2 separate regions of the Homo sapiens genome follow, and region 2 is linked to region 1. The links are chromatin loops, found by intact Hi-C in ENCODE. Cell type or tissue: ovary. All regions are shown on one strand. Each heading gives the region's core, and the rest is flanking DNA. Links, peaks and the distances in the headings are about the cores only. Region 1 overlaps BCL2 (BCL2 apoptosis regulator). Region 2 overlaps BCL2 (BCL2 apoptosis regulator).

Region 1 (10,095 bases), core at 1,424-9,423:
TCTGTTTTGATCAGGGTCTTGGATGCCCTGCTCAATCCCCTACTCGAAGTTCTGAGGGCATTTCTCTGATTGTCCTCCAAAACTGTCCTGCCAACTGCTATAGATTAAATAGGTAAGGAGCAGCTACTAAGTTTCCTTCTTCCCTCCCATGAAGGAGCCCGGCCATGAGATTTAGCCAATGAGCCCATTTAACTCTCTGTTTTCTAGCTCATTTATCCAAGGGTTCAGTGCACCACTGGAAACCTTCATATAACAGAAAGCCAGTGTTTGGGGGGCATTTGGTTTCAACTTGCTTGTGTTTGAGCATTTATATTTATAATAGTGCTAATCTCTAAGGGACTCACATCGCATTAAGAGCTTTATCTTAGGCTGCCACGGAAACTAGCATGTACCAACATGACTGAGAACTATGAGAAATTGGGCTGGGCCTACAGAAAATTAATAAGCTCCGATTTTCATTTAAATTATCTTTTCCATGAGATTTTGTTTTGAAACCCACAAAGTCGGGCCAAGCCATTAGCATTCCCTATGCACACATTTATCCTCCCCCTGTAGCCTATGCTGTCCCCTCCCCTCGCCCCCAGCCCCTCATCTGTTATCGCCCCCCATCTATTATCGCCCCCCTTGCCTGAGTGAACTCGCCCTTCTCTGAACCGTCATGGCCACCCCTTCTGCCACCAGGACATTCTTGCTTGTATTGCTTGCTCCTGACCTCATAGAAGGAAAGGAGTAGTTGCATTTTTCTCTTGAATCCACCCCAGGGTTTTGATCATGCCAGTCATGTTACAGATGCCCAGTAATTTCTGCTGGGTTAGATGTTAGTCAGTTGCAGGGTAGATTGGTGTTAGGGGAGGTAGCCCGGCCATAGGCAAAAAAGTAGCTTAGGGTCACCGCAGTCAGTGTGGAGAAGGGAATTTTGGGGGGAAATCTGGACAGACGAATTTGACCAATCTATGAGGCTAATTATAGAAAAAAACACAAGAAGGGGGAAAATTTCTTTCAGTAATTAGAGAGATGACAGAGAAGCAGGGAATGCCCCTGATTGCATTATAGAAGAGGAGATCAAGATGACTTCAGAAGTCATTTGCTGAAGGTACAAAGAGAGCTCAAGGTGAAAGGAGTCCCATTTTCCTTCTTGGTGGAGGCGCAGCTTAGTAACCTTTGAGGAGTGTTGCCTGTCTTGCTAGGAAAAATATGACAGGAGTAGCCCAGTGGAGGTTGGAGACCTAATACCCCTTCTCACCCCCAAACCTGATAACTCATTCTTAAGCATCAAATCTTATGTTATAGTCCAATATTTCTGGACATTTTTCTGCCACAAGGTCTCCAGAATGTGTTAGCTTAGCTTCAGCCTTATAGGAATTCATATTTAAATCGACTTCTTTTTTCCTACCTGGAGACTGCTGGAATATCAGACTAAAACAGCTCACGGGAAGGCTGAGCAGAGTCTAATTCTAGAACTTGTGGCATGTTCATGGGACACGGAAAATACATAGAAGTGATGGTTTCACAGAGAAAGGGAAAAGTCACTCCAGAGAAAACTGGAGGGAGCCAAGAAAATGCGGAGAGAAAGTGGGGAATGGCAACCTCAGACGCAGAGGGAAAGAAAAACAAGAGAAGACGTACGTTAGCAATAAAAGAAAAAAAACCATCACAATGCCCGTTGGGCAGGAAAGTGATTTTTCTGCTTTTCTTTCAGCCCTCCTGGGCCCACAGTATTGAAGATAGGAGCAGAGTGCATTCACTGGTGTCCACTCTTCAGCTGGGTGTTGCTGAAGAAGAGAGAAACCTTAGCCATCTTGCCACCAGGTCACTCTCTTTCTTTCGTTTTCAGGCTGACCCAAGCAAAATAGGGGAAAATTGCATCTGGACAAAGGAAACTTCTCTTTCTGTACCTAAAAGCCTCATGTCAGGCTGGGCGCGGTGGCTCACGCCTGTAATCCCAGCACTATGGGAGGCTGAGTCAGGAGGATCACTTGAGGTCAGGAGTTTCAGGCCAGCCTGGCCAACATGGTGAAACCCCAATTCTACAAAAAAACTACAAAAATTAGCCAGGCATGGCGGTGGGTGCCTGTAATCCCAGCCATTCGGGAAGACTGAGGCAGGAGAATTGCTTGAACCTGGGAGGCAGAGGCTGCAGTGAGCCGAGATCGCACCACTGCACTCCAGCCTGGGTAACTGACAGAGGGAGACGCTGTCTCAAAATAAATAAATAAATAAATAAATAAATAAATAAATAAATAAATAAATGCCTCATGTCAGGAGAACCCTTTCTGTAGAGAGCCATATAATTAAGCACTGTGTTTGTTCCAAACAAAAACTAGAGAAAGGGTTAAAAATCAATATTATTAGTGACATCTCCTCTCTTCTTCACTGTTAATCATCTGCCGGTCACTGTCATAACAGTGTTATTTTTCAGGCCTGAAATGAAAATTGGCGATTACATCAAGCAAAGAGTTTGAAAGGAAGGCTGGGTTACTGCATGATTATTCGGACTCTCCCTGTAAATACGTGAATAGTTCCAGCTTCCCCTCACATGGGTTGAGGGTAACAGAATGACATCTCCCTGGGCTAGAAGAGAAACAGAGACAGAACAAGCGAAAGTCGTCTGGCACCAGCCAACAGTTGCAACTTATACATATAGCCCGGGACCGGTATGGGTCTGTGGCCTGTTAGGAACAGGGCCGCACAGCAGGAGGTGAGCAGCTGGCGAGCATCACTGCCTGAGCTCCGGCTCCTGTCAGATCAGTGGCGACATTAGGTTTTCCTAGGAGTGCAAACCCTATTGTGAACTGTGCCCACAAGGGATCTAGGTTGTGTGCTCCTTATGGGAACCGAATGCCTGATGATCTGTGTTGGAACAGTTTCATCCTGAAATGATCCCCCACCCCATTCGTGGAAAAATTGTCCTCCACAAAACACGTCCCTGGTGCCAAAAAGGTTGTGGACTGCTGACATAAATGAGCTTGATTCTTTTCTCATAATGTAAACGTTATCAAAGAGACAGAGGTGTCAGCATAAGCACGTCGCTGCTCCATGCACACTTATGACTTCGTGGCTCTGGGCAGGCCCGTTTAGCTGGGAGTCATAGCTACATTTAGGGAGGCCGCGTGATTGAGTGGAAAGGCAGGATATTTTATGTCAGAATTCTGGGTTTGAGTTCTGGTTTCATAATTGATTAACTAGGTGTCCTTGGAAAAGTTACGTATTCTTGGTCATCTCTAAAAGAGGGGTGACAGCAGTAATAACTTATCTGTGGCTTGTTGGGAGGACCACACTAGATGATCTATATGGAAGCACTTTCTCAACAACAGCGTGCCATGTGAATATTTGTTTTTGTTTGTAATAGATACCTCTATAATAAGGAGAATGAGAAGGTTATTATTTCATCCTGTTTGTTCACTGTTTTTATTTAACAACTTTTTTTTTTTTTCCTACTACATTCCAGGCAGCAGGCCAGAGGCCAGGGAAATTCGTTGCCACTTCACAGTATCTCATTGCATCATTGAGAGGTTTACTCCTGATCCAGCACCGAAAGACCATTTTTGGCCTTTAAAAATAAAGTTGAAAGTCCAAGAGCCAGAAAGATTAAGGATTAAGCTAATTTTTAAAATAACAAATGTTTTCTTATATTCTTTTCTCATTTATATGGTGCTGGTAATTTTTTAAATTAGATTTTCATCTGGGCATTTTATATTAAAAATGATACAGTTCCCTGTCCCTTGTAATTGCATTTCTTTTGATTTTCTTTTATTATGACTCGCATATCACTGACACTTTTTTCCTGGAATGTTAAAAGTATACATCATCTGGCTAAAAGGAAAAAATACTGACTTAATAAAAATGGAAAAGAGAGAGAGAGAGAAAATGGATATTCTTCTCTTTTGGTTCCAAACAAGGCAAAGTCCTCATTCCTCGTTCTTCATACATGCCAAGGTTGATGTCACGGATCCAAACCAGTTTTGAGTTATCTGAAATGGGGGGGAGCGGGGAAGCGCAGTTCAACAATCTTCTGAAGCTTGAAAAACAAATTTGTCACAGTCTGATAACCCAAAAATGACTGATGGATTTTCTCTGCATTTTCCAAGCAGGGAGGGGTCGGGCATGGAGAATGAAACATTCTGAGAAAAGACTTAAATGTGGAAACTTTTGGTTCAAGAGGGTATTCTAGGAGATACAAGAAATATCTCCTGGGGGCATCCAAAGGGAATAACACTGTAATCTTGAGTGATGTATGGTTCCATTGCCCGAGGAATAGGGATGAAAACCATAAACTCCTTTGGTTGGGGTATTAACTTATCATCAAAAGTTACCATAAATAATGGATATTGTTTATGGCTGAGAAGTAGGACACATCCAGAGAAGACATCCCTTAATTTTTCATAAAATCATCTCAGTGTTATTGGAATATGTTTTTCATGCCATTTGAGCTGTCGGAGTATCTCTTGGGTAGATTCTTAAGCAGAAATAGTTGGGACTTTACAAACCCTGCCTGGGATTCTAATGTCTGGTGCCATGAAGATTTTGGCTTGTGTTTCTTTTGATGTCTAGAATATCAAGAACATTCCTAGCTTCTATATTACGGCAGGTCACGTCCCGGCTTCTTCTAGTAAAATCCCCTCTAGGATTCAAGCCTCTATTTGCACCGGTAATAAATGTGATGGCACATTGCGACTTTGAATGCAAGCCAGCAGGGCTGCAGGCACCTGTTTCTCCCAGTGCCCCAACTGTATCAAACCCTTTTCATCCTCCCTGCTTTTGATGCACAAACATAAAACGGAGTCCCAGAATCTAAAAGTGATGTCACTTGAGTGTCACCAAGGACCTTTAGAGGACCATGGGGCATCTCTTCCTGTTACAAATGAGGCTCTCAAAGCCTGGAAAGGTGAATCCCTGGACCACAAGTGGAGGAACTGAGAAAGGGTGCGTCGACACTCAGACCCCACAGCTTGCCATTGTGTGGCTTGTGATAGAACCAAGACATCAGAACAGACCAGCTTATCCGGTTATAAATCTAGGATAACATGATGAGCTTCAGAGCCAGGGGTTGAGCTCTCCTGGGACTCCTCCCCTCCAAAGGATGTGTTCCATTGCCAAACATTAAAAGCTCCGAATTCTTGTTTTCTCGCCAAAAGGTATTGTAGACATGATGGCAGTGAAATTATTTTTTTCGCATTTAAAGTTACCCTTAATAAAATCACTTTCTTCAGGTGGTGTACCAAGTTAGTAAAACATACCTGTTTGAATCTATATTCCATCAACCATGAACTTATGCCTGGGGATCAAAAATTTCTTAAAACCCACCAGGCGTGATCCTAATACTTTTTTCACAGTTTCTCGGGGTGTTTCAGTAGGTTAGGATTACCTCCAAAGACATTTAAATGATGTTTCTGGTTCAAACGGAAATGAAAAGCACATAAAATTGTAAGACATAAGAATTCCAAGAATTTGGCAGAGGTGAAAACACACAAAGAAAAGATGAAATTTAGACGTTTTTATTCTGCTCCTTTATCCAACACAAATCCCTCTCCAGTTGTCCCATAACCACAATGCCAGCATTTAACTCCTCAAGGGTTAAAGGAGGCTTGTAGAGCGGGCCTCTGGCTGACTCCAGCGTGGATCGCAGGCCTGGCGTCCTGTCAGACTTCCACGGTCAAATGGTAACCACACTGCCTCTAGTTACCTCGCTCCATTTCTTGGGGGGCTCAGGGACAGCCGCCATTTCCCCATCAGTGTCCACGACCAGCGTCCTTCTGCCAGGAGGCGGGCTGGAAGGTCCCTCGCAGCTATGGCCAAGCCCTGGCTGCGGCTGCAGAAGTCTCACTTGTTTCACTCGGCCAACACTTAATTTCTTTATGTATCTGAGGGAGTGGGGAATTAGTGTCTTCCAGGAAATTCAGGCTCTGAGTTTTCTGTCCTAGACTACAACAGGCAAATGGAGAACGGGTTGTGGGGATCGGAGCTGAGGAATGAACTTCAGCTGATAAAATGCAAGACAAGGAGGGAACAGGAAAGCAAAGGACAAAGTGAAGGAGAAAAAAATAAAGGGAATTTTGGCAGGGAAAAGGGATTTGGGAGATAGGACGGGAGTCCTGTCTGGGTTATAGTGAAGGCAGGGGAGAGAGGTTTGGGGGATCTTGGGGACCTGGGCCGTGTCCAGCCATTTTTTGTCTCCCACCAACTCCTCGCTGTTCAGCTACCCCACAGAGCAGGGTCTTGGGCATCCTGTGTGCTGAGGACAGAGCTGAGCTTATAGTCACTGTGCATGAAGGATGCTGTGATTCTGCTTTTTTGTTTGTTCATCTTTAATTTGGTGTATTAGAGATGTTGCACTGAACACATTCCCTCTCAGCATGCAACTGCCAAAATGCTGAAAGAAAGTGTTTGGCTTGTTGGGTCTGACTGCAACAATCACAAACTTGCCTTGCAAACTTCTGGCCTTCCAGTAACACATCGAACATTAAAGGATTAAATGCTTGGTGAGCAGAGCTAGGTTCTTGTAAAACACTTGGCAGGTAGGTTCCTAGGAATTTAAAGGTATCTGCCTTTGTTAAATTATGAAGATTTTTTAAATGTGAGTAGAGAAAAGCTGTTTCCAGTCATGAGGAGTCACGAGGGGTGCCTCCAGGAGGAGAGAGACCATGCAAGAAGCAGGTGACGGGGCAGTGGGGCGAGCGGCCCAGAGAAGCCCCCCCACCCCCTGGATCTCTTGGGCAGTGGGGCGAGTGGCCAGGGAAGCCCCCTGTATCCCCCTGGGTCTCTTCTTTGAGGGCTTATGCTCTGTCCGTGGTGTGGAGCCACTCTTGTTCATGCACGTTGCAGACACAACCACTTTTGGTCCAGCAAGAATAGTTGAGCTGATCACTTGAAAGGATCAAAATCCAGTTGCCACTGTGGAAGCTCTGGGGCCACATATTTTAATATTCTAAATTAGGCCTCAAGTTGGATTTGTTTTTGTGACTCAAGGAAATTTTGTTCTCTTTCACATTCTAGAATTCCCTGTGAAGCAGCCCTGTAAATAGGAGGGCTTTTCCTGAATAATATGGAAAGAATTTCTCTTTGGGGATTTGAGTCTATATCATACAACATTTTAAAATACTCTTGAGATGGCACGTGCAGCCCTAGCAACAGGGCCAGACCACAGTCAAGGGCTTCCAGAGTGTGCCGCACACGTTCCCGTGGGATCCAGCCTTGCACAGTGCCCAGGGCGGCGGGGGCGGGGGTGATGGGGAAGGTCCTGTGACTGGTGGTTTCTCCATGGTCACAGGGTCTTCTTTCTGTTGATGTGGCCCCATTCGCTCTGACTCACCCCTGACGGCATACACCGGCTTGCTTTAGGACCCACCAGGGTGGCCCCAAACTCCCATGCCACTTCCTTGCCCTGAAACACCATCCTTGGTTTTCTTGCTTTTATTTGAAGTCCTGAGGCCTCAGCTCCTGTCTCACTTTCTGTCCGCCTTCCAGCCCATCTTAAACACTCTTGGTACATTTCTTGAGCGTTCCCTGTCACTCCTCGGGACTTCCTGTTTAGCCTCTCATATTTATTGCTCCGGGGGAGCCGGAGTTGGATCTTGTATGTCTTTTCTGCTTCCTTTGGGAGAAGCAAAATATAGTTGAAAAGGTACATGCCTGGCAGTCATATAGTCCTGGATTCGAACCCCGGCTTTGCTGCAATGAGCTGAGTGACTTTGAGCAAGTTGTGTGACCTTTCTGATGGCAGTCTCTTCTGTCTAGAGTTGTTTGTAAAAGCCACCTTAATGGGCTTTGGCACCACAGTTAAATATCTCTTGTCATCCCAGATTTAGTGCCTAGCCAGAAGTAGATGCTAAATAAATACTTTTTAAAGTGGTTTGCCTATGGTTGGATTGCTCGATTCAGATATGTCCAAAAGATAGATCAAAGCTAGAGGAAAGAAAGAGCTAAAACGAGCTATCCAAAGTTAGCGCCAATTATACTATGAAAAACATGTTGCCTGTGGATCCAAGATTGGCCAAGGGGTTTCCTCAGTGGAAATAGCAATTTGCTTGACCTAAAATTTCTCTTGAAGCCTTCACCAGCCCAAACTTGAGCTTATTCCTACGACCTTAGGTGTGCATATCTCTGAGTCATCCCATTGGAAGAGCGTTTACTGAGTACCTGATTTGGGTGATGAGCATGATGTCCTGCCTTAAGGAGCTCATTGTCATGGAGTCAAGCTCACTATCTCCCCTGCAGCACTCTGCACAATGCTGTGTGCAACTCAGGCGGTCAGTAAATGTTTGCATCCCTGAATGCAACCTGAGCCAACTCGCTCCAAGGTTTCTGCAATGGCAGCAAGGTTCTGCCAGTGCTACACATGCATAGGCATGGCCACTGACCACTCAGCTGCCAGTCCCACCTGGAATATTCTGGCTCTGCCATTTTTGCCTGAGGAATAGTCGGTGTATAAAGGCCCCGTAGCACAGTTCAAATTCCATTTGCAATGCAGCCAGCACATACTTGCATCCCTTCTGCAGGCAGGGTCCCCCAGGCTCGCCGCTGCAAGCTGCAAAAGTGTCTGACCGGTCCTGAGCGTTTGACGGGAAGTGACAGTTGCCTTGGAAGTGGATCTCCCAGGGGCACGACTTTTCTCGTGTTAAGTGCCCACTGCTGACAATGCTGACAGGCCTTGTACAGTGGGCACGTGTAGTGTTCTGACCTTGCTCCTGCCCCCAGGAGGCCAGCTTCACTGGCTTCACTGTGAGAGCGTGTCCTTGGGTCAGGTCAGCCAGCTGTCAACTGTGCCCCTGTAGGTTGTGCTGATGGAAGATATTTCAGCCCCTCCACTCACTTAAAACTCATCCATGATTGCTTTCAGCTTCTCTTTTTCTCTTTCTCTTTGTCTTTCTGGGTCTCTGGGTCTCCCGTTTCTCTCTCTGAGTTTCTGTTTTTGCTTCTCTCTCTAGTTCTATATACAGCAGTATCCTTCTTGCAACAGAAAGCATACTGTCAGAGGTCCTTCGCCGTAAACAGCTATTCAGATGAGAGGCCACGCCAGCGTATCTTGTCCATATGTTAATGAGCCAGGATCCAGAACCACAGGCTGACCTGGCCCACCATTTACCTGTCCTGGTACTAACAGCTGCTGCCACTGACAGAGACTGCATTTTCCTTGTGATAGAGAGGTCTGCTGTCTTCCCTGGGCACAGGAAGACTGTCTGATGAGGAAGGAAGAGGATTGTCAAAGAGCCAAGCAGTGTTCCTTGAAATGCATCTGGTTTTATTCATGTTGAGTCTTTCCAGGTGAACTGAACTAAATCATAAACTACAAAATGAAAGCAGATTTTTCTTAGCATGCCCATATGGAGCTCACTGAGGAGTTCACCACCATCCGTCAGCTCCCCTTGTCCCCCAGAGCACAGAGGATGTAATTGTTCTTCTCTTCCTGATCGGTAGATTGATGGTGTGGATAAGAAGCCTCTCCCATGGGCTTCTCAGAGGATCATCGCAGTCACTTTGACGGTCACAGAATGACCCATTGAGCTGCAGAACTGGGGAGCTGGGATCTGAGTAAGACTATTATACGTTGGGGTGCTTTTGAGTGGGATGTAAGCAGGCTGTGAAGTTTCAGCCATTTGTGACTTACCTGCCCCAAACCAAGAACAACAGAACCAGCACCATCCGGGGTGCATCTGGTCCTCGACAGATGTCTGGGCCTGCGGTAGGTCATCAGGGCTCCCTGGAGCTAATGCAGTGTGGAGCTTCCAGAAAAGATGCCCAGGCTGATTTCTTAACCAGTCCCAAAAAGCAAGTGCCAGACAAGGCAGGGCTGGAGGCTGGCAGTGCCCAGCTGGCTGAGGATGCCGCATCCTCCAGCCTAGTCTGCTTTGCTCTTTTTCTTCTACATACCCTCCTCCAGGTCTGAGGCCACTTTCAGCAAATTCCTATTAGGACATGCAGGTTCTTTGTACTCCCCACACCACCAGCCTCAGTCAACACTTACTGATTTAAACAAGTGAAAACCAAACATTTGGCCCCTAACTCTGGCCCTCCACGTTTAATAAATGAAGGACTCCCTCCCCTCACTGCCCCCAGCAGCGATGTCCTGATGACAGCGATTAGGCCAAGCTGCAGAAC
Region 2 (10,095 bases), core at 743-8,742, 140 kb before region 1:
CCCTCCATTCCTCCCTCACTGGTCTTGCTGCCACCACCTTCTTAACTCTTCCCTAGGGGAATTCATTCACCTGCTCCAGTTTCTCCGCACTCCAGTTTATCTTATACTTTGTGATGATTTAATTAAAATTCTTCCCTGATTGTTTTTCTTCTTGAGGTGGAGTCTCGCTCTGTCACCCAGCTGGAGTACAGTGGGACCATCTTGGCTCACTGCAACCTCCGCCTCCCAGGCTCAAGTGATTCTCCTGCCTCAGCCTTTCAAGTAGCTAGGATTACAGGCATGCACCACCATGCCTGGCTAATTTTTGTATTTTTAGTAGAGGCGGGGTTTCACCATGTTGGCCAGGCTGGTCTTGAACTCCTGACCTCAAGTGATCCACCTGCCTTGGCCTCCTCGAGGGCTGGGGTTATAGGCATGAGCCACCCTTTTTTTTATTTTAAGGCTCCTCTTTTCCTAGGTAAGTCTTCATTTTCCTTTATCCAGCTGTTCAAATTCCTCTCTCCATCTTTCACTGCAACCTATGTGACATTTTCTTCATCATTCCCTGCTACTCCTTAGCAAGATTGCTATGCTCTGAACCCGCCCTGCCTTCTCTGTTCTGGGGATCTTTTTCCTGCTGTTTTTACATCCCAGAGTATTCTGTTCCCATCAGAATTCTCCATCCCTTAAGGCCCAGATCTGATCTCACCTTCAGGATGACAGTATCCCTGTTGGGAGTGACCCCGCTGATTTCTAAATCTTTACCACCTTTTCAGCCTTTTTCTTTTTTTTTGTGCCATTTTTCCAGGCCTTGTCACATGCTCTTTGATATTACTTTGATATACAAATGTTTGCTATACTTTTCCTTCTTCCTCTTCCAGGTTATAAACATGTTGAGGCCCGGGGCTGTTTTCTAAGTTGTTATTTTAGGCTTGTGTATATCCACCACCATGCCTTAAAAAAAGGCCTCACATTAGTAAGAGCTCAGTAACATTTGCTGAATGGATGAATGAAGTATGGTGGCTTTGCTATCTCTTACTTTACTTGTTCACTTCTCTCCTAGCTTCATTCATTCATTCATTCAACAATTACATATTGAGAGCCTATTATGTGCCAGGCACTGTGCTACGCATGTAGGTTTATCAGCAAGCAAAACAAGATCCCTGCCTAAATGTGCCAGCATTCTAGATTCTTCCTTAGACTCACCATCTTTGCATTCACTTTACTCAGCTCTTAAAGAAACAGTAGACAGTTATTGTAAATACTATTAGCTTTATATTTATGTTGTTCTTCTGTGATTAAACTTTGCTGCCAAGAACATTATGCTTTCTTGGTAGTTTGCAACTTGAGTTTCTGATTCTTAAAATTGGTTGCATATCCCAATGGCTGTGATGGTGTTGAAAACTCTACTTCTTTTCTCCCCTTGACTGCTGAACCAAATCATTTTCCAAGTTGCTCTGAAATATGGACAAAAGACTCCTTGATTTCAGCCCTATGTGCAGCATGGAAACTTTCACTAGGCTGTGCCTACTGACTAATAGCAAGTCAATGCCCATCTTCCCTTGGTTGCTTGCTAAATATTCTAAAACGAAAACAAAACAGCAGTGAATTATAGCCTAGCATCAGTAAGAATGGAAAACAACTGCTTTTCAAAGCTTGATTTGTATTGTTTTTAATAAGGAAGGAAAAGCTTTGTTATATAAACACATGAAAATATGGTAGTGTTCGTGGCAAGTATGTTAATGGATAATGTGCCTAAAATCTTTGCTGGGTCAGTGTCATTCCCTCTTTGTGATGCTGAAGGAAAGTCACAAAACAAAAACAACTCAGAAGAAGCTAATGTGTCATCTTCATGTAGGGATCTGTATTCAAAGTTCTTTTTCATTGTAGCTGTAATGAAACAGTATTTGTGGAAAGATATTGCACTCAATGCCAAAACCCAACAATTTTGTTTTCAAATTCCTAAAAACTAAAAAAAGAAATCTTGGTGACATAAATGTTCCAAAATCAAAATGTCCAAAATGAACTCATCAACTTCCTCCTCTCGCCTGCTCATCTATGTCTGTTCTGTCTGCTTAATGATATCACTGTCCACCCAGACAGAGCCCCAAACTCTTAAATCATTTTCAACTTGGTTTTCTCATCTGTGAGATAGAGCTTTCCTGGATCATCTCTTAAGATTCTTTCCAGCCCTGAAAGTCTGCATATCTGAGTTCTTCACTCATACTCCCCACATATCTGAATCCTGCTTCTAAAAGTCTCTCTTCCCTAGATCTCTGGTTTTTAGGTTTTTAAAATTATTTTATTATTTTTTTATCCTGCTGCTGCTGCTGCTCTAATTCAACCTCTCATTCCTTCTTGCATATGCTGTAACCTCCTAGCCAGTCTTCCTGTCATTTCAAAAATTATTCTTAAGTTTACCTACAGTAAAATTCATCATTTTTGTGTAGCTTTGTGGGTTTTGATAAATGAACAGAGAGGTAACCACTACTCTAATCAGTATACAGAACAGGTCAGTCACCCCCCAAACATATTTCATGATGAGAGTTTGTACTCAAACTGCCCGCCACCCCCTAACCCTTAGCCCTGGCAACTTCTCTTCTCTTCTATATCCCTAGAGTTTTGTATTTTCCAAAATGTCATAGATTGGTATCCTTCTCTTTCAGCACCTGTTCCCAGCCCATCCATCCTCTTCGTCAATGCCATTTATCTTCCTAAAACATCTCTGTTGAGCACCTTGAGAAACACTTAGTTTCTCCAAGCTTCAGTTTCCTTGTTAGAATGTGACCCAGCCAGAGTATAAAATAAGGAGCATACAGAATTCTAATACTTTCTAAGGAGGTTGGTTCCTGAGGAGGACCCTTCATCTTGCTAACTGGGGCAACTGATGGGCAGATCAGAGAAGCAGGAAGTCACTCTGAGTAAGAAATGGTGGCCTAGAGCTCTTGTGAGAAAAGGGATCCAAGAAGGGGGTAGTAGAGAGAGAAGTGAGAGACGGAGAAAAGAGAACAACTGCCACAAGAAGCAAAACGCTGGAGAGGGACAGATGTCTACAGAAGATGTTTTGGGACAGTTTTGCTGTTGAATGAGTGCCAGTATCCTTCCATAGTGGCCTCGGGAGACCTGTAGTTCAGACCCGTGTTGTAGGAGGTGTCTTTTGAATGGGTCTTATTTTGAGGAGGGACCCAGGAGACCCAGATCTGCAATGGGGATAATGACATCTGCTCCATGCAATCATCATGTGGGGATCATGGGGTAGCAAGATAGGACCCTGCCTGGCAGAGATTGGGCACCAAGGACTCCCTTCCCACCATCCTGTGCCATCTCTGCCTTCTCTCCTTACTTCTTGCCTCTCACCTGGAAACTGCCGCAAACCAAATCCTCCTACCTCCCCTTCAATGACCTTCAGAATGCCAGCCCTGAAGGTTGGCTCAGAGGTCATTGTATACCAAGCTACAGAGTTTGGTGTACAGCTGACCTTCAGGGCTGGCACCAGCCCACTTTCCAGTCTACCTCCCATTAAAGTTCTCTGTCCTCCTTACTTTCTGCTCCCAATCCTCGCCCCTACTCCTGCCCTAATCTTACGTCCCAGCTACGTTCAACTCCTTTGTTGAACCCTCCTGCCTCCCCTTCAATGAAAATTAACCTATCCTTTGTCTACATTCATTTCATGTTTATTCATTTTGTGTCTACATCCATTTTCTGTGTATATATACAATAGGTTTTGTATCATAATTATTCATGTCTGTTTGGACACCCCTGCCCCCAACTGTGTAAAAGGTGCTCAATTCATATTTGGTTAAATGAAATGAATTCCTAAATAATCACAGCAAGTTTGAACCTAGTGAAGGAAGTGTTAAGGCATTTCTTTTACATTATGCTCTCATTTTAATGTACAAGTAGCATGCCAGCTATGGGGCAGGTTTTACTCTTCCAGATTTCTTGTGGTTGTCAATGCATCAGGCAGCCTGTTTCCAAACAGCTGCCATATGGCCAAAGCTCCTCAAGTGACCCTTTTATGTGTATAAGAGCAGGACATAGTTCAGATATACCCAGGAGAAGTAAGGGCATTGAAAACCTCCCAGGCTGCTGTTGCAGAAAGGACAGGGAGAATGCCACTACCTGGAGGTGGGAAACTGGACGTTGCTATACCTGCCCCTCCATCACCATCACATAGTTTGTGTGCTGTCAAATTTAAGTTGCCAACACAAGCCATGGACCACAAAGACATGCTTGCTAAATCAAGTTGAGTGAGATGCACTTCTAGTACTTTCCAAACCCATGCTGAGATGCAGAACCCCCAGCCCCATGCAGACAGATTTGCCCTGCATGGAAACGGTGCACCCTCTCCCGCTACACACTCAGAGATGAGAGATGAGCCTGTTTGTGAAACCAAACTCAGGATTCTGTTTTTGTGTAAGAACCGTACCACATGGCTGACATATGTTCAGTCCATGGCTGGCAGAAGCCTCCTGAACACATCCCCCATCCAGTACCTCCCCGGCAGTGACCCATCTCATATTTGCATATGTTCCCCTGTCACAAGATTGTGGGGAGGGTGCAGTTTGCAGCTGACTCCTTACCTAGCTACAGCTCCAACTAAGGGCGTGCATTCTTGGGGAGATGTTGGGAGCATCACAAGGTCCCCTTCCGTTCCCAGAACTCAGTTTCAGAGGTCAGCCAGAAAGAGAATTCCAGAGGTCAGCCAGAGAGAGAAGGTAGCAAGGACAGAGCCCCTACTGACATTTTTCTTCCCACCCATCCCATCTCCAGGGCAATGGTCTTCAGCAGGGAACAACGGGCCCTCATTCCCTGCCAGGGGAGCTGAGTACACACAAACTGCTGGATGGGCGAGAAGTTCCCCCAGTGATCTTTATTTTTCCGTTTAGAAAGAATCCTTATTCCAGCCCCTTCTCTCCAGCTGCTGCGTGTGAGCCTGTCTCTGTCTCTTGGGTGGTGCAGCTGCAGGTGAGCCAGCTGTGGGCGGCCCTGAAGGACAGCGAGGTAGGGAGCCTGGTTGTGAGGTCTCTGCTCCCTGGGGATGCTCTGCAGCCTTTTGCCTGCAGCAAGTCTGAAACCTTCCATGCCTGACTCCCCCTTTCCATTTTTTTCCTGGCGTCTGCCCTTGCTGGAGTGGAGCATGGTGGGAGCCAGCCCCTGGAGCCTTCCAGGATTCTCACAGTCTGTAGCCAGAGCTGTGTAGGCCTGACCTGGGCCCAGCGGGAGGAGGATTTTGAATAAAAACCAGTGGTTCCTCTCCGTCCAAACCCCCCACCCCTGGAATACATTGCAACCAAATATTTACTCAAGGTTCCCCCTTGCCATTTAAAAATAAGATGCTTCACCTACTAGCCTGGCGGTGTTCTCTGCTCTGAAATTTTATGCTCTTGAGTCATACATTTGAAGGTAGCTTTTTTTGGATTTAAAATTTCAAACTAATGAAGTTGTTTAAAGTACCCTGTCGAGTGCTGGGAGCTGCTTAAGCATTGCCACATAAGCACTGCAGAGGCTGGGTCTGGCGCATACATGCCAGGCAAAGTCTGCCTTGTTTCAAATAACCCCAGGAAGAGTCTCTCTACCTTTGGTGCAATTCAGATCTTAGGAATAGGACTTCTGGGGTCCCCTGTTTGGGGACTGTGCTTAGCACACACACTTGGGTCCTTGCATGAAAGCCTGCAAAAGTATACGTGACTTCCTCTCTTTTCTCCTCAACCACTGCACCCCTATTTTGGGGTATTCTTAGACTTCTTAGTGGGGAGGCAGAGGTGGTTGATGATGCGCTCCCAGTCAGTCCTGTCTACCTTCTTCTACCTCAAAGGGCTTCCATTAACATCATCCAGGAAGTGTTATAAATCCTGCCACCCAGGCCACATCTCAGACCAATTTAATAAAAATATCTGGGCTGGAGAGGGGAACCCAGGAATTAGTATTTTTTAAAGCTCCTCAGAAGTGCCCCCAGGCCAAGGCTGCCAGCACCATATCCATTCGTCAGCGCGCTCAGGGACACACTGGTACCCTGTGTGCTGACCTGCTGCAGTTAGAGTGACAAAAGCCGGATTTTGATTGTCCAGAAAAGTAAGGGTTCTTTGCTGTCGCTGTGGAGTCTCCAGTCAGATTTTCCATTGGAATAGGAAACAAACGCCAAGTTTATTTTAAAAGTGCTCTTGATCTACCTAAAACTAGGAAGCAGGAAGAATCCTCGGGGAGCAGTTGAGTCTCACATTTGAATGTGTCTTTGCTTCCTCTGAACCAAACTTCATGGTTTCATCCATTACCAAAGAGGCCCTGGTGACTTAGGAGGGATAGAATTGAACTGAAAATTCCGGGATCGCTGGAAAAGTGATTTAACCAGTTTTTCACCACATAGGGAAAGTTATTTGGTGAGATAACAGACCTCGAGGCCCTGCACTCTTCTGCGTGTGGTTCTGGGTTGGGATACGGTTCCCATGAGCAGAAGATCATTCCTGGCTGATTTTGTTCAGTGATTATTTGTTTAAAACTTTAAAAAGAAGAAGCGCAGATACAGTACATTTGTACTCAGCTAGCCACGCAAACATCTTTAGGCTAAGAATAATAAACAACTAAATTAGTGGTTTGTTTTATTACCAAACTGGTAGAGTTTCACAGGCAGGAAAAGACGGTACCTCCCAGGCTGGAGAAGGTTAAGTATTTTTGTCAAGGAAGATTAAAAACCCTAAAAGCTTTTGGTTGAATTTTACTGAAATCAGAACGTGAATCCATTTGAGAGCTAGCAACCAAAGACCCGTAGAGGTGACATGGAATGTTTTTAATTCTGAGAGATGGGCGTTTCAGAACTCGGAAAATGACATTTGTTTTGACATTTGGTATTTTTGTTGCCATACTTACTGCCTTTAGTTCTTAGTGGAAGTAGTTTGCTGCTCCTAATTACCCAAAAGGCAAGAAAAAAATAACTAGAAATTTTTCAAAAGAGGGGAAATAGGTCTTGAAAGTTTCATTAATTGCAAAATGAAATTAAATGGAGCATTCAATAGAAGTACTTCTCAGAACCAATGGAGAATTTCTCAGAAAGAAGCCCATTAAAGCTGGATTCTCTAAAGCAGTGGAAATCCCAGGAACAAAAGCCAAATGCCTGGGAATTGAGTTTCAGAAGAATTTTTGAATTGGTACAGATCAGTAATTTACAAAATGGAATGGAATCACTGAATGTTCTAAAATCTGTTCAGCTAAAATGGGATAATAAATTTAGCTTACATGGACCCTGCACATTCAACTTGTGCTATTATGATATATATATCTATATATATTTACTGCTATTTATTAAGCATTTTCTGTGAACCAGGGCCTATATTTTGACATACATGATCTTACTTTGTCTAATTACAAAGATTCAGTGCCTTTCACAGAAGTCATTAGTAGATTTTGGGAGGGTCGTGTTGATGACTTTTTGGTGTTTTGAGTAAGTAAAATGTGTAATGGCATTTGAGATATTGAATGCTTGTTAAAGCTGACCTTGAAAATAAGATTTTCATTCCATTGCCGTGCTTTACAAATCAAACTGCCATTTAGGAGGGAAAAAAGACAAATAAATGAAGTCAACTTTCTTTATTTCTTAAACCATGGGTTAAACTGGGTATTTGGACAGATCGTTTTCAAGGCCACTATAGGATACTTCAGGCAAGTATTTTGAAACTTGAAAGCATTTCTGATAAACTTCCAGGGAAAATTCTGATCTTTTGGTCCATGAGAGAAATAACTGCTAGTTACAACTCTGGATTGGAATCGCAGTTTGAAGATAATCAGAACTGCAGCTTAAACATCATCAAAGAGTGACCTGTAGCTTAGCTTTCTTAATTACATGTGTCAAGAACTTGTGATAACAGACCTAATTGAAATGACTTATTGAGTCAGGTAACATTTATGCCCTTTTAATTAACTATAATTTTTAATTTACCTGATCAGCATTAAGCTCACTTTAGCCGACAAAAGGCTATGGGCTACAGTCAAATTGCAAATAGAATACTTAGTAAATGTGATAGTATTAGCTCCTACTATGGACTAATATTAGTTTGGTCTTGACCAGAAGAAATCCTTGTGCGTATTTATGTTGAAAGATGAAATAACTTACTGAAATTGTTAATGAAGTATTGGATAAGCTACTTTAAAAATAACAAACCCGACTACCAGCAACAACACAAATAAACAAACCGTCAGCCTAAGGTGGACATGTTGGCTTCTCTCTGTTCTTAACATGTTAAAATTAAAATTAACTTCTCTGGTGTGTGGAGATGTCTTACAATAACAGTTGCTACTATTTCTTTTCTTTTTCTCTTTCTTTCCTCTCTCTTTTTCTTTCTTTCTTTCTTTCTTTCTTTCTTTCTTTCTTTCTTTCTTTCTTTCTTTCTTTCTTTCTTTCTTTCTGAGACAAGGTCTCAATTTGTCACTCAGAGTGAAGTGCAGTGGCATGAACATGGCTCACTGCAGCCTTAACCTTCTGGGCTCAAGAACTCCTCCTGCCTCAGCCCTGCAAGTAGCTGAGACTACAGGCACGTGCCACCATGCCCAACTAATTTTTGTATTTTTTTGTAGAGACAGGGGTCTCACTGTGTTACCCAGGCTGGTCTCAAACTCCTGAGCTCAATTGATCCACCTGTCTCAGCCTCCCAAAGTGCTGGGATTACAGGTGTGAGCCATCACGCTTGGCCTATTGTTAGTATTTTTTAATAATTTTTTTAAATTGTGGTAAAATGTATGTAACATAAAATTTATCATGTTAACCGTTTTTCAGTGTACAGCTTAGTGGCATGAAGTTTCTTCACAATGTCATGCATCCATCACCACCATTTATCACCAGATTATTTTTTTCTTCTCAGACAGAAACTCAGGATCTGTTCAACAGTAATGCCTGTTCCCCCACGCCTGCAGCCTTGGCAACCACCATACTACTGCCTGCCTCTATGAACTTGACTACTCTAGGTACCTCGCATAAGTGGACTCACACTTGTGACTGGCTTGTTACACTAAGCATGATGTCTTCAAGGTTCATCCATGTTTTGGCCTGTGTCACAGCTTCCTTCATTTTGAAGGCTGAATGATATTCCATTGAATGGATCTACTACATATTGTTTCTCCGTTCATTTATTGATGGATACTTGAGCTGCTTCCCCTTTTGGACTAATGTGAATAATGCTGCTATGAACGGTATGTACACATATCTGTTTGAGTGCCTGCTTTCAATTCTTTTGAAATTCCACTTCCAGAAGTGGCATTTCTGGATCCTATTGTAATTCTATTTTTAATTTTTTGAGGAACCATCATACTGTTTTCCATAGAAGCTGCACCATTTTACATTTCTACCAGCAGTGTACAAGGGTTCCAGCTGCTCTAATTCCTGACCGATATTTCTTATTTTCTGGTTTTTCAAGATGGCCCTCTTCATGAGTGTGAAGTGGTTAACTTATTGTGGTTTTGATTTGGATCTTCCTAGTGATTAATGATGTTGAGCATCTTTCTTATGTGCGGATTGGCCATTCATTTATCTTGTTTTTAGAGAAATGTCTGTTCAAGTTCTTTGTTGATTTTTTAAAATCAGGTTGTTTTGTTGTTATTGAGTTGTAGGCGTTCTTTACATATTCTGGACGTTAATCCGTTATCAGATATACAATTTGCAATGCTACCATTTCTTGAGGCTTACAGTATGCCAGATGTTCTACTAGGTGCTTTATATATAGGATCTTAATTCATTTTACAACCCTGAGAAATAGATATTATCACCTTCATTTAATAGATACGGAAACTGAGGCTTTGAAAGTTTAAATAACTCATTCAAGGTCATACAATTAGTCAGTGGCAGGGGTAGGATTGGATCACAGGTATGTCTCACTCCAAAGCCTATGATCTCATGCAGTTTGGCATGGATACTCTTCTATCTTTTTGATTTATGATTTTCCTTCATTTAAAAAATCTTTTATTTAGAAGTATAATAAATATACCAAAATGTAAATAAAATATAAATGTATATCCCATTGGGCTATTTTAAAGTAAACACTTTGTAGCCATCATGCAGGTAAAAGAAACAGGGCATTGCCAGCCCCCATAAGGCCATGTCCCCTGACAATCATAGCCCTGTATCTTCCA

What was found. Peaks named below come from ENCODE experiments on the same cell type or tissue, not always from the same donor. Only the 100,000 strongest peaks of a DNase experiment are listed, where the experiment ranks them.
Region 2: it touches region 1 in a loop (2.1-fold over the local background); 3 of 110 quality-filtered maps call a loop at or near these places.

Annotation. Positions count from the first base shown.
Region 1 is chr18:63,142,000-63,152,094 of GRCh38, reverse strand. The region is part of intron 2 of BCL2 (BCL2 apoptosis regulator); the gene reads left to right. Among named protein-coding and RNA genes, the nearest start is that of BCL2, 170 kb to the left of the region's middle. RefSeq lists enhancers at 892-1,061, 4,866-4,985, 5,219-5,719, 5,720-6,220, 9,050-9,239 and 1 more. In ovary, for the core only: no CTCF peak of the experiment used is centred there; a DNase peak (open chromatin) is centred at 5,683; H3K27ac peaks cover 2,654 bases.
Region 2 is chr18:63,279,951-63,290,045 of GRCh38, reverse strand. The region is part of intron 2 of BCL2 (BCL2 apoptosis regulator); the gene reads left to right. Among named protein-coding and RNA genes, the nearest start is that of BCL2, 35 kb to the left of the region's middle. In ovary, for the core only: no CTCF peak of the experiment used is centred there; no DNase peak of the experiment used is centred there; H3K27ac peaks cover 5,155 bases.